Linked DNA regions of Homo sapiens: region 2 is linked to region 1. A link is an interaction called in ENCODE POLR2A ChIA-PET data of the cell type or tissue named here. Cell type or tissue: MCF 10A. All regions are shown on one strand. Each heading gives the region's core, and the rest is flanking DNA. Links, peaks and the distances in the headings are about the cores only.

Region 1 (7,564 bases), core at 1,017-6,016:
TAACCCTTGAATGCATGGGATATCATCCGGTGTCTGTTACAGTTAATTCTCCTGACTTGAACTAGGCTAAGTTTCTGTCCATAAAAATGAACATTTCTTGGCCGGGCACGGTGGCTCATGCCTGCAATCCCAGCACTTTGGGAGGCCAAGGCGGATGGATCACGAGGTCAGGAGATTGAGACCATCCTGGCTAATGCGGCGAAACCCCGTCTCTACTAAAAATACAAAAAATTAGTGGGGCATGGTGGCATGTGCCAGTAGTCCCAGCTACTGTGGAGGCTGAGGCAGGAGAACCGCTTGAACCTGGGGGGCAGAGGTTGCAGTAAGCCGAGATCATGCCACTGCACTCCAGCCTGGGCGACAGAGCAAGACTCCATCTCAAAAAAAAAAAAAAATAGTATTTCTTGACTAAGCCCTCCAGACACTTCAGCTCTCACACATTTTTTATTGTTTCACATGAATCAGTTAGTTCAGACTTGCTGGAATTGTGTTAATGTCAAAAATTGAGTAACAGTCCAAATAATAATTTCTAATAGCACTGAGCATTAAACAAAGGGTGTTTATATGCAGAGTCTTCATTACATAAGAATTTATTATCCAACTCTAACACAGTAATGAGGTTACCTCAAGAGGCAAAAAGCCATTTTTAATATAAAAAAGAATTGAAAGGCCACTTATAAAATGAATACCCATTCCAATCTCATTCCCCACATAATTGACTCAGTTGGTGACCTGGAACAAACAATTTCAACTCTCATGTACTCAGTTGCCTCCTGTATTGTAAACTGAACACAAAATTATCCCAAATTGGAGATTTGCCCATTAGCTGAGATGAAACATGGAAAAGATTTTCAATCAGTACATTGAAGTAAAAAGAAGGGTATGTGCAAGCAGAACCAGAGAGTTGTCCCTCAATGTCAGTTTTTCTTTTCCGCTGTATTGACAGAACAATTGAATTTTAGCTGGGCTGCCCAGTTCCCACCTCCCTTGCAGCTAGGTGGGAACATATAACTAAGTTCTGGCTAATGAGACTGAGAAAAATGTGTGTGATTTCTGTGTCATGCTCTTAGAGTGAAGGAGCCTATTTTCCCTCACATTTATCTTACTATTTCCACTGTTTATATTACAAATTTGATGGTGAAATAACTAGAAAAGTGTCAATGATGAAAAATACCCTAAGGATGACAAAGAAAAAAAGAGAGACCCCAGCCACTGAACACTCCAAGATGCAGAGCTGCCAGATTAGCCCAGTCTCTTACGTGCAAGAGAAATAAGTGTCTACCCTGTTTAATCTATGACTCTGGGGGGGTCCTCTGAACTATCTTCTGAACTATATTATCTGAACTATATTCTACGGAGATTTTCCTCTTTCCTGCCACAACATTAAATACACTTTCATTGGAAGGCAATATTGAGGAGTGGCTAAAAATATGGGCTCTGAAGTCAGATTGCCTGTCTCCAAATCCAGCTCCACCACTCCCTGGCAATATGTTAAACTTAACCTATCTAAACCTTGGATTGCTAATCTACAAATTGGTTATAAGAAGAGTAGCTACTGCTACCTCATGGGATCAATATAAAGTTTAAAGAGATAATGTATGGGAAGAATTTAGCATAATGGCCAGCACATACCAAGCATTCAATAAATTTTAATCATGGTTGTTGCAGGGAAAGGTGTTTTCAAGGCTGGAAAACACCCCAATGCTAAGTTCATTTGGGGGCTCTAAAGTTAAAATGGGGACTTGTTCATACAAACTTTGGCTCATCTATGAAGTAGATTTCCTTTTGCAATGTGGCTTTTTTTTTCTCTTGGCAAGTTCTCAAATTTTGGGTTGGAAAAAAAAGGAGGAACACCATCATCTCTCACCCTTCAGATTCAGTTTGGGTTTAGGAGAGAGTGTCAAGGATATAGTAGAGCCAAGGCAATAGTTGACACCCAGTTTTTTCCAAGACTGTAACTGTCCCTCTTGCCACATGTGCCAACCATACACCTGCTCACTCTCAGATTCTTTATCTGCTCTGTTCTCTTCCAAATCTTAAGGAGCTACATTTTCCAAACTCCTTTGCCTTCTTGCTTCCTTGTACTCTCAGCCAATAGGAGGCTCTGGTGGAAGACTAGAGTGAGGGAAGAGGACACAGTTGAGTAGTTATCACTTCACACACCCATCCGGCTCTGGCAGAAGCCTCAGCTGCTTGATAATCTTGGCTACACTTGAAGGTCCTGGCACTTAGCCTCTGAAAGTAAAAGATCCTCTTTTTGTCCCTTTTCTTTAGGGACAGTAGTGACTTCCTGCTATTGGTAAACTCTAGGTTGCTTCACTTTCTGCTTTCTCAGTTCCTCTGTCCCATATGGATTCAATTTCCTGTATTAAATTCTCTCTGCTTGAAGGACCTTTAATGATGCCAGTTTTTTTGCTGGACCCTAACAGATACAAGATGGTAACCTCAGTGTTGAATGCACTGCCTTGTATGTGCTGGGGAGTCAATGTCTATTTGTTGAATAAATGAATACTTGGAGAAGTTGATATAATCACCCTGAACCTGGTCCTCCAACCACTCTAAGCACTGTGAGACTAAAAACACCCCTTATGAGATGCTCATTTCTGCTCACAAAGGCTCTCAGCTGGCTAAATCACAAAATATATCAAAATATTCATCTTTCAAAACCACATTTCTGGTCTGGTCCCCCAGAGTAGTAAACCTCAAGCCCTCGGGCCCTCAATGCCCAAAGGTGGTGAAAAATCTCTTCTGGGGACCTTGTGGTTATAGGATGATCTGGCTGAAAGCAAGACAGATGAGGAGGGTGGAGGAGTAGAGGGTGTAGAAGAAAGCCTAACTTCTCTGAGAAGCTATTTATCTCCAGACAGCAATGTCACTCCTGGGGAGCAGCTGAGTGCTTACAATATTTGTAAATATCTATTTGGCCCCAAGAGTTCTCTCCCATGGAAACAGCTAATAAACCGAGCTGCCTGAGTTTACTCCTAATGCCAAGACATGTTCCAGGGGCTGATTACATTGCTGTTTTATTATATGGAAAAGAAGATAGACTGTATGTGCAAGGGGCCAGGGGAGGTGATGGAGAACTCAGAGTTGAAAGCAGGAAAGTTACACTTCCAGGTTGATGAGGTCTTTGTCATAAATATCCAGATCTAGAAATGAAAATTAGAATTGGAACCAGCTCTCTCCTTGAAGCAGGAACCGCCCTCTTGACTCAGAGTTCCAAAATGTTCAGGCACATCTGGCTAAGCAAATGGTCACTTTACCAAGTTGCCAAACAAAACCTGGAAATTGCGAGTACAGGGGAAAGGACCTCTCTCCAAGAAAAATAATAACCCCAGGTGATGTCACTGCTGCCGATCTGTGGACCACACTTTGAGTGGCAAGCTGATGCATTAATCTCCTGTTTATGTTTCATACTTTAAAAGCCCAGTATCCAAAGCAGTGAGGTGGTTTCCATCTGCTCACAGCACATTCACGTCCAGGGTAGGACACTGGTACAACTCAGGGTCTGCTGGAGTATGCCCCTTGTGAAGACAACACATTTCCTACACATGCTGAAATGTGCGTCCTGGGATTTCCTGGGACATTACTTGATTTGCCTCTGAGGATTTCATTGTTTGCTAAGATCTTATGAAAAAACAACCCCCCTCCCCCACAAAGAAAAGACAAATGAAGATCAACTTTGCTATTTGTTAAGAACTACATTTAAATTACTAAAGAAACTATTTTGAGTGCATAATTTCAATTATTTTTTTCCATTTCATCCAAGCCAACAAGCTCAATTACTTTTCTGTGATGACATTATAATGAGAATCATTGATTTTTAGAGTTGGAGGCAACTTTGAAGTTCAACCCCCCTCCACGGTAACAATAATAATGTGTACCATTCCCCAAGCACTTGCTATGGGTGGTGTGTACTGGTCTAAGTACTTTACCTATTTTATTCGCATAGTAGCCTGGACCAAAGTGTGTTCCTAAGAATATTAATCTCACACTATGCTCCACAAATTAAAGATTCTGTGATCCAAAAACTTTTGCAAAACTTGTGCCTTCCTAGGTCCTTCTCAGGGAGACAAAATCAAAACGCACATGGACATACAAGAGACCCTAGGAAATCCTACAGTAGGAAAGCCATTGCATTTTTTTAAAAACTGCTTCCAAAACATCTTTGTCTGTGCACTTCTTGTTTTCTAAAATCCAATTCGCATTTCATTTCAATTAGTTAGATAGCTCAATTTCTTATTAGTATGCATTGCCATATTTAATTAAGATGGAGAAGGCCTCTGGTATCTTAGAGTTTTCAACCATGAAGCTTATTAACAAAAGTGCTGCTGAGCACTTTCTTAACCAGAAAAACGATGGCTGAGATCCACCCATTTTTGTTAAGAGATTTAAGATCCTCTAAATGAAGTCTTCAAGCAAATCTATGGGATATCTTCAAACACATCACTCGCTCCTCACCCTAGCATAAGTCAGTCTCAGATGAGTTATAATCGATATTTAAACAACTACAAAGGTGAAGGCTGACCCTGAGCGTCCTTCCCATCCTTCCCCACAGTCCACTTGAGATGTTATCTGTGAGGAGTAAACAGGCCCGTCCCCAAAGTCTTGGCCACCCTGGTGTGATATCAAACAGCTGCTCAGCGGCCCTGGAAGCCGGCTCCCATATTTCTCCTGCTACACTTACAGCGAGTTGAGCTTCCTGGCGGGGCTTCTCTTTGAAGTTCAAGAGGGCCCTGTGTATGGTATGTGTGGGAAGGAAAACTAAGATTCATCTCTCATGGAGCCATCTTTTCCATGAGAACAGAGTGTCTTTTAGTGTCTTTCAGGAAGAAGGGGTCTAATTCAGCACCTTAAATAATAAAAAAGTGGTAACAATAGTAACCCACATGACATTTATAAAGCACTTACCAGTGTCAAAAATAGCACCACGTACTGTCTTAAGTGCTTGCTAGGAGTTAACAACTTTAATGGTTCCCCTTTTATAAATGGGGAAGCAGATTCAGAGAGGCTAAGTGACTTGCCCAAGGTCACAATAGGAGACGAGTGGTGGAGCTAGGTTTTAGTTCCGCTCAGAACTAATTTATTTGTTCCCAAACTGGGTGAAACAGTGGAAACAAACGTTAACTCTCAAAAGCGTCTGAGAGCTGGAATTGAGGCTCAGGCCAGAGACCTCTGGACCTCTGCCCTCTGTGATTATATGGGCATTTTCCTCCCGTAGCAGAATGGATCATCATTTTGCACATTCCTATGCCCTTCATCACACTAGTGTAAATGTTTGCTTGCTTGTCTCTTTCCCACACTAAGTTGAGAGCTCCTTGCTGCAGGCACTAAGGTTATTAGCCTTTAGCCTGGTGGCAATGATTATGATGACAGCTACCAATTCTGGAGAGTTTATCATGTGCCCCACCCCAGGGCTGATATCAAGCCAGGTGGTGACCATTCTGACTGCTTATGCATGGGTTGTGCTGAGTGTTAAATAATCCAGTATGATCCCTGCCAAGCACTATGCTAAGTGTCTTTGCCTGTCTTTTCTTCCTGAATCTTTACAGCAGCTCTCTGAGGTGGCTACTGCTGTTATCATCCCATTTTACAGATGAAGAAACTGAGACCCAGGGCAGCAAGATTATATTTGCCTGAAGTCACCCACTTAGTCCATGGTGGATGGAGCTAATTTCTAGCTAACTATAATTAGCCTGAAAAACAGTTCTTTTATTCATTCATTGATTTATGCATCAGTTTCCTTATTCATTCAAGAAATTTACACTGAGCATAGTATTCATGATCTGTGGCCCCATGACAAGTTACCTCAAAACTTAGTGGCTTAAAACAAAACCAAGCATTTATAAACTCATTTTTGTGGGTCACCAATTCAGGAGTGGCTTAGCTGGGTGGTTGTGTTTCAGGGCTGCTCATAAGGCTGCAGTTACAAACGTCACCTAGGTCTATGGTCTCATCTGAAAGTTTGACTGGGGCTGGAGGATCTACTGCCAAGACAGCTCACTCCCATGGCTGTTGGCTGGAGACCTCAGTTGTTCACTTCATGGACTTCTCCATGGGGCTGCTAGAGAATCCTCACCACATGGCAGCTGGTTTCCCCTGAGCAAGTGACCCAAGAGAGAGCAAGGTGGGCATTGCAATGTCTTTTGTGATCCAGCCTCAGAAGTTGCACAACATTATTTTTGCAATGTCTTATTGGTTATACAGGCCAGACTTCTTCAGTGGCATTGGGGGTTGGGGGGTAGGATTTATACAAGGGCCTGGACACCAGAAGGCAAGGTCATTGAGAGCCATCTTAGAGGATGCCTACAACAAGCAACTACTCTGAACCACAACCAAATGTAGGCATCTGAACAATACAGAGCTCCTGATCTAATGGGGATGACAGGCATTACTTATGTAATCACATAAAGGAATACATGGGATTGGGGGCTGGGAGACTAATTATATGCTTCTCTTAGAGTGTGGAATAGTGGGACAGTGGTAAGTCTTCTTATGTTTTAACTACCCATAAAGCTGTACCAATGCATCCCAACTTAATGTCAGCCCTGGCTGCAGTTAACATGGTTCTTGCCCTTGTATCCCCAATTTCTCCTCCATTGAGGGGAAGCCATCAATATCTCCTATCTCAAATCGCAAAATAAAACCTCGTAAACCTGGTCACTAGAAAAGCACTCAGTAATGCCTGTTATGGGTTGAATTGTGTCAACTCTAAAAAGGTATGTTGAAGTCTTAAACCCCTAGTACCTGTAAATGTGACCTTATTTGGAAAAAAAAAAAAAAAAAAGGCCATTGCAGATTGAGTAATCAAGTTAAGATGAGCTCGTACTATGGTATGGTAGGCACTCCTGCAATATGACTGGTGTCTTTATCAAAGGAGAGAAATTTAGACCCAGACGCAAATTTAGGCACACATATGAGGACACAGACGCAGGGGAGAGCATCATGTGAGATGGACAAATGCAGCTGCAAGCCAAGGAACTTCAAGGATTGACAGCGCCCACAGAAGCTGAAAAAAGCAAGAAAGGAGCTTATTCAGAGTATTGAAGGAAGCATGGCCCTCCTGACACCTTCATTCCAGACTTCAGCCCCCAGAATTCTGAGATAATAAATTTCGGTTGTTTTAAGCCACCTAGTTTGTGTGGTATTTTGTGTCAGCAGCCCAGGAAACTAATACAATACTCAAATGTTGAAACGAAACTTTAGGTTCATTTCCAGCTCAGCATTTCCATTGTACGGATGAGCAAAGAGATGAGACCCTGTTAGAGGAAAGTAGTTGCCCAAGGTTACCAAGCAAATGTGTGCCCAAACTAGGCCCAATCCCCCAGTCTAGGGCTTAGAAGATACCTTTTTTGTTTGTTTGTTTCTTGTCATCATCAGGCTCCGGTCATCCTCAATGCTGTTATCATTTATTTTTGCTGCAAGAAAGAAGGAGGCTGCGGAGTCTGTGTTTTCCAGCTCCGCCAGGCAGTCTGTTTTTGCTGGCTTTGCATGAAAACAGCCAGGCTGTTGGCTCTGCGGGGTAACAGGCTGACTCGGGGTGTGATGTGAGTTGTAAGTACAA
Region 2 (7,564 bases), core at 1,027-6,026, 410 kb before region 1:
AGGTGTCCCCACAGATGCAGGAAGCTTCACTACCACTGGTCCTTTGCCCAGATACCAACGTTGACACCTTGGGAACCCTTATGCAAGTCTGCAAGCAGCTCAGTCTCCTTCTTTCTTTTTCTCCCTTTTTCTTCTCTTTTACTCATTATTCTTCTATTGTGGTCCTCTTTTCCTAGCTTTCCTCTCTCTTCCCAGCTGTTTCTCTCCCCTTTCCCTTGTTCTCCTGTCATTCTCACTATCTCCCTGTCTTCTCTCCCACTCCTCTTTTATATTTTCTTTCTTCTTTTTATTCGGTTTCCTCTTTGTCTATCACTTGTATCCCCTTCCCTTCTTCTGTTGCACTTCTTTACTTCCTAAAGCAGTCATCCTCAGTGTGGTCCCCGGACCAACAGATCAGCATCACCTGGGAACTTGTTAGAAATGCAAATTCTCTGACCCCACTCCAGACCTGCTGCCTCAGCCACTCCCAGAGTGGAACCTGACAATCTGTGTTTTCATAAGCCTCCAGGGGAGACGATGCAAGCTAAAGTTTGAGAATCATGATATAAGAGGAAAATGGCAATTTTCCAAAAAATTGGAGTATCTTTGAGTGCTGATCCAAAAAGCCCTCATTTCTAAACATGTAAAGCCCTCCTGTCCCCATTAGCTAATTTGGACGTTGGACCACCAGCCTGGCTGAGATGCTTTCAGAAACAACACAAGCAATTACACTCAAGTTCTCTGATTACTATCAGGCTGCTAAATCCCCTCGGCCAAACTATGTCTTTCCTGTTCCTGGACTCTGCCTTGCTTCCTCTCCTTCTCCAGTTGCTTTGAGGAGTAAGGCATCAGGGGACACTGGACCTTATATCCAGCAGCTCATAGTCGGGATCAACATGTGGCAAAGTGTGTTCCTCAGATACTGATAGGGATATTAATAGAAAAGGGTACCGTAGTCGAATACAGGTGGGGAATGCTCAGTAAACAGATTTCTTGATTGCAGAATTTTTTAGAGTCCAAGTGCATAGTGGCTCTTGGTTGTTTCTTTTTTTTTTTTTTTCCCAAGGCAGAGTCTCACTGTGTCACCCAGGTTGCAGTGCAGTGGCATGATCATGGCTCACTGCAGTCTGAACCTTCTAGGCTCAAGAATCCTCCAGCCTCAGCCACCAGAGTAGCTGGAACCACAGACGTGCACCAGCATAGTGGCTCTTAAAAGCAGTTCGGTGCTAGTAGCATATCCTGAACTTAACCACAGAGCTCTATTTTCCACTGGGCATTGCACAGGATAAGTAGATTTGGAAGATGCTAATTTAGGAGTTCATAACCTTTCTCCTCAGGAGTGTCACCTGTCTTAGGCAGTGTCTGGTATGGAGGAAAGAACCAAGATGGTGCTCAGTAGAGTATTTTGACCCTGAAAGGGCCTGTGCATGAAGAGAAAGGGCATGTTCAGGAGCTCCTGGGCCTCCTGACATGCCCACCTGTTGGTGTCTAAGTGGGTGATGAACAGCCTTTTGTGCTCAGATGGTGAAGCCAGCTTCCCTCCATGATACTGACTATACTCTGATTTCAGGAGGAAGAATGAGAAAACTATCCTTAAATTGCTCTTTCTTAAAGATGCCCAGAACATACCCCTGGAGATTCTCTTTCAGTAGATCTGGCATGAGGTCTGGGAATCTAGATTTTTTTAAAGTTCCCAGGGGCTTTGGATATAAAATGAGGGCTAAAAGCCACTGGTTTACATGAATCCATGCATGGTGTTTAAATAATGATATGTTCAGGGAAATAGAGAAACCAGAGCTATGTCCATAACCTTTGAAACAGACATAAGGGAAGACAGCCAGATCCTTTTTCTAACATCATACATGGGGCCCTCAACAGGGAAAATGGACTGTGGTTTTGCTTGGGGGTGGTAACATTGAGGTGGGAGTAGAGAGAGAGAGCTTCTTATTTTCCTATAAACCTGAAAGATACAAAACCATGGTTTAGATCAGTGACAAATAACCCTGTTTTTTTACATCAGAAAGAAGTATTCAGGAAAAATAAAACAATTTTATAGCCTATTTTTTCCATTAAACTTGAAAATAGTTTTATTGAGTCCCACAAGGGGGAAATGTGTTTTTACCATTGAGTCGATCAACCTACTTTTAGCAGCAGAAATCTTTTCTCAAGAGAAGCCTTATATTTAAACTCCAACATATACCATATTAAAAAAGGTCACACTGCTTGAAGAGTAGATGGGAGATCTGAGGTCCAAATAAGTGGGTCATTTTCTCACTGAGTTTTGGAGGTAATATAGGCATTTTGGGGGAACAAGAATGGGAAACCCATATCCTACTTTCTGGATTCCTCCGCCCGCCAAAGTCAATGAGAAAATCAGCACTTCTCTCCCTCCACAAAAATGTTATTTTCCAAGAATATTAAATTAGTCACAACATGACAGCAGCTTCCAAATTTTTAACATGATACCAAATCTCAAACTACATTTATTTTAATGAATTGAGATTCTAGCAATTGCACTTAAAAATTCTCTTTAATTTTTAGAATTCACATCACTTAAACTTCTATAGAGACTTCTTAGTTGTTGCTGTTTTTAATCTGGGATTTGATAGAGTTCATGACTTTTTCATCTCATCTGAAAAGACTACAGCAACAATAACAAAATAAACTTAGTGTATACTATCCTTATTCTTGCAGGAAGAAGTAACTGGAACACAATCATCTGGCAAAATCAACTGAGAAAAATGGAAAAAAAGTACCACCTGGCTTCCTTGCTAGTAATATTTTTAGTGGCAATAATACCCAAATAATGTGGATCCCAATCAAGGTAATAAACAGATCCATCACCTTCCAAAGTTTTCTTTTGTCCCTTTGTGTGTGTGTGTGTGTGTGTGTTTGTGTGTGTGTGTTAAGAACACTTAACATGAGATCCACCCTTTTAACAAATTTTTAAGTACACTTTATTGTATTAACTACAGGCACTATGTTATACAGAAGATCTTGAGAACTTATCCATATTGCATAACAGAAACTTTATACCCATTGAGAAAACAACTCCTCATGTCCCTCTTTCCCCAGCCTTGGCAACCACCATGCTGTTCTCTGCTTTTATGAGTTTGGCTATTTTAGATTTCTCATAGAAGTGGGATAATGCAGTATTTATCCTTCTGTGACTGGTTTGTATCACTTAGCATAACGTCTACCAGTTTGATTCATATTGTATGTAAATGGGAAGATTTCCTTGTTTTTTTTAAGCCTGGATAATATTTTGTTGAGGTTGCTTCCATGACTTGGCTACCTGTGTGTGCTACTTGAAGTGTAGATTATCTCTTCAAAATCCTCATTTCAATTCCTTTAGCTATAAACTCTGGAGTGGAATTGCTGGATCATATGGTAGCTCTATTTTTAATTATTGGAGGAACTTCTATTTTGTTTCCTAAAATGGCCATACCAATTTACATTCCCACCAATAGCGTACAAGAGTTCTTTTTCTTCTACATCCTTGCCAGCACATCTATTTTCCCTTTGAAAATAGCCATTCTAATAGGTATGACGTGATATTTCATTGTGGTTTTGATTTGTGTTTCCCTGATGGTTAGTGATGTCGAGCACCTTCTCATATATGAGAGGACTTCAAAAATTCATGAAGAAAAACTCTATCTTTTATATTAAAAGATAAAAAGAAAAAATGCAAACTTTATTTTTCTCAACATAAGAATCATCAACTTCAAGACACTTTTGCAAGCAGTAATACCAGCCATTTAGTCCATCACTAAAGAACCAAGGGTTTTGGGGATTTAACCATGTTAAGCCAGTATTTTTTATGTTATTAACTGAAGAAAAATGGGTACCATTTAAATACTTTTTAAGATTAGGAAGCCAAAAGAAGTCAGAAGAAACCAAATATGGACTGGAAGGTGGATGCCTAATAATTTTCCATTCAAACTCTTGCAAAAGTGCACTTGTTTGATGAGAGGAATGAACAGGAGTGTTGTTGAAGTGGAGAAGGACTTTCTGGTGATGGTTTCCCAGGTGTTTCTCTGCTAAAGCTTTAACTAACATTCTCATAATAAGCAGATATTATAATTCTTAGGCCCTCCAGAAAGTTAACAAGCAAATGCCTTGAGCATCCCAGAAAACTGTTGCCATGACCTTGCTCTTGACTGCTCTGCTTTTGCTTTTACTGGACCATTTCCACCTCTTGGTTGCTATTGCTTTGATTGTTCTTTGTCTTCAGGATTATAATAGTAAAGCCATGTTTCATCTCCTGTTACAATTCTTCAAAGAAATGTTTCAGAACCTTAATTCTACTTGTCCAAAATTTTCATTGAAAGCTCTGCTCTTGTCTGCAGCAGGTCTGGATGCAGCTGATGGTGTTGGTGCCATTGAGTAGAAAGTTTGCTCAACTTTAATTTTTCAGTTGAAATTGCATAAACTGAGCCAACTGAGATGTCTGTGATGTTGGCTATTGTCTCTGCTGTTAGTCATTGATCCTTTTCAATTAGGTCACACACAAGATTAATTTTTTCCTTACAAATCACTGTGGATGGTCTGCCACCGTGGGCTTCATCATCAACAGTGTCTCGTCCTTTCTTATAGTGAGTTATCCATTTGCAAACAGCTGATGTCTTTGGGGCATCATCCCCATAAATTTTTCATAAAACATCGATGATTTTGCCATTCTTCTACCCAAGCTTTACCATACATTTGATGTTTGTCTTTGCTTCAATTTTAGTAGAATTCATGTTGCTTTGATAAGGACTATTCTCAAACTGATGTCTTATCCTTCCTAGTGCCTCCAACTAGATCCTGTTGAGACATGTTGTAACAAGTTAGTATAAGTTTATTTCCATGTAAAAAATTTTGAAATCCATGCCTAGTTTTTTTTGTAATACACATCTTCTGTGAACATTTTGAATTCCTTTTGTACTTGGCCATTTGTAAATCATTGGAGAAATGTTCATTCAAATACTTTTCCCATTTTAAAATTAGGTTATTTGTATTTTTGCCATTGAGTTGTAAGAGGTTCTTGTATATTTTGTGTATTAACCCCTATCAGATAAACAGTTTGCAAATATTTTCTCCCATCCCATAGGTTGTTTTTTCACTCTGTTGATTATTTCCCTTGTGCTGCAGAAGCTTTCAATTTGATGTAGTCCCACTAGTAACTTTTTGCTTTTGTTGTGTATGCTTTTGATGTCATATCCGAGAAATCATTGCCTAGATTGAAACTTCTCAACCAAGAAAAGCCTAGCACCAGATGGCTTCACTGGTGAATTCTAGCAAACATTTAAAGAAGAATTGATGCCAATATATTTCAAGCTCTTCCAAAAAATTGAAGAGGAAGAAACCCTTCCAAACATATTTTATGAGGCCAGAATTACCCTGTTACTAATGCCAAAGATACTATAAGAAAAAAAACTACAGGCTAATATCCTTGATGAACACAGATGCAAAAATTCATAACAAAATACTAGCAAATCAAATTCAACAGCACATTAAAATATCATACACCCTGAAAAGTGAGATTTATCCCTGGGATGCAAGGATGGTTCAACATATACAGAGCAATGAATATAATATCCCATATTAAGAGAATGAAGGTTAATAAGCATATAATCATCTTAGTAGATGCAGCAAAAGCATTTGACAGAATTCAACACCATTTTACGACAAAAACTTTCAGCAAATTAAGTGTAGAAGAAACTTACCTCAGAACGCTGAAGACTGTATATGAAAAGCCCACAGCTAACATCATACTCAGTGGTGAAAAACTGAAAGTGTTTCCTTTAAGATCAGGAACAAGACAACGATGCTCACTCTAGCTACTTCTATTAAGGATGGTAGTAGAAGCCAGAGCAATTAGGGAAAAAATGAGATATTTAAAAAGACATTCAGATCGGAAAAAAAGTAAAATTGTCTCTATTTGCAGATGGCATAATCTAAAGACTCCACCAAAAAAGTGTTAGAACTAATAAATGAATTTAGTAAAGTCACAGGACACAAAATCATCATTTAAAAATCAGTTGCACCAGGCATGGTGGCTCACCCAACATTTTTGGAGGCTGAGGTAGGAATATAGCTTGAGTTCAGGTTTTGAGACCAGCCTGAGAAACATAGCGAGACTCTATCACTACAAAAATAAATAATAAAAAAAAACAAATTAGTCAGGCATGGTGGCACACAACTGTAGTCTCAGCTACTCAGGAAGCTGAGGTGGGAGGATTGCTTGATCCTAGGTCGAAGCTACAGTAAGCCATGATTGGTCCACTGCACTCTAGCCTGGATGACAAAGTGAGACCCTCTCTCTCTCAAAAAAAAAAAAAAAGAAAAATCAGCTGCATTTCCATACACTAAAAATAAACTATTGGCAAAAAATAAAGAAAGTGACCTTATTTACAACAGCATCAAAAAGATAAACATGCAAAAACAATTATGTTTCTACAAACTACCAATGAACACATGGACACAAAGATTAAAAAGTACAATACCATTTACAACAGCATAGCTACAAATCTGATAAAGCATATACAGGACTAAATGATACAGATATACTAAAAAATGCAATATGCCAATGAAAGAAATCAAAGAAGGTCTAAATAAAAGGAGAGACATACTGTATTAAAAAAATAAGATACTTAGAAACAAATTTAACTGTAAAGGCACATTGGTACAGTGAAAAGTACAAAACATTGATGAAAGCAATGAAAAATGACACAAATAAATGGAAAGAAGTTCATGTCATGGATTTGAAGACTTAATATTGTTAAAATATCTACACTACCCAAAGTAAATTTGTAGATTCAATGCTATCCCCAACAAAATCCCAGTGACTTTTTTTGTATAGAAATAGAAAATGTTCTCTTTTCTTTGTTTCTACCAGGGTTGAAGAGAGACCTTTTGGGAGGAGTTTAAAGGGGGAATGTCCTTGAGTATGTGGAAGAAAATTGAGGAAGGTAAAGTGTTCACTGGAAGTAACATGGGGTGAGCCATGAAATGCATCCTCAATAACATCCTTTGATAGACTCAGATAAAGAATGAAATTCCTTTTCATTTCATTGATTGGCTGTTTGATATGGTTTTGCTGTGTCCCTGCCCAAATCTCATCTTGAATTGTAGTTCCCATAATCCTCATGTGTCGTGGGAGGGACCTGGAGGGAGGTAATTGAAACATGGGGACAGTTACCTCCATGCTGTTCTCCTGATAGTGAATGAGTTCTCACGAGATCTGATGGTTTTATAAGGGGCTTCCCCCTGACCCCTATTTTGCTCATTCTTCTCCTTGCTGCTTCCATGTGAAGAAGGACGTGTTTTCTTCCCCTTCTGCCATGATTGTAAGTTTCCTGAGGCCTCCCCAGCCATGCTGGGGAGTCAATTAAACTGTGAGTCAATTAAACCTCTCTCCTTTATAAATTACCCACTCTCAGGTATGTCTTTATTAGCAGCATGAGAACAGACTAATACACTGTTGAAGGACACTTTTTGAATGCTTCATCACTCAGAGGTGAAAAATCAAAGGGCAATTATGCTGCATTTATAAACAAGTGTTTTTGCTACATTTCTTTAAAGCTACTCATGATTTAACATT

What was found. Peaks named below come from ENCODE experiments on the same cell type or tissue, not always from the same donor. Only the 100,000 strongest peaks of a DNase experiment are listed, where the experiment ranks them.
Region 2: POLR2A ChIA-PET joins it to region 1 with 5 read pairs; 2 of 35 experiments call an interaction of 5 or more read pairs at or near these places.

Annotation. Positions count from the first base shown.
Region 1 is chr12:114,916,756-114,924,319 of GRCh38, reverse strand. No RefSeq gene overlaps it. Among named protein-coding and RNA genes, the nearest start is that of TBX3, 240 kb to the right of the region's middle. In MCF 10A, for the core only: no CTCF peak of the experiment used is centred there; DNase peaks (open chromatin) are centred at 3,289 and 5,279.
Region 2 is chr12:115,327,413-115,334,976 of GRCh38, reverse strand. LOC124903082 (a long non-coding RNA gene) reads left to right here. Exons shown (of 11, transcript XR_007063592.1): 4 at 2,674-2,803; 5 at 6,860-6,932. Among named protein-coding and RNA genes, the nearest start is that of LINC02463, 560 kb to the left of the region's middle. In MCF 10A, for the core only: no CTCF peak of the experiment used is centred there; no DNase peak of the experiment used is centred there.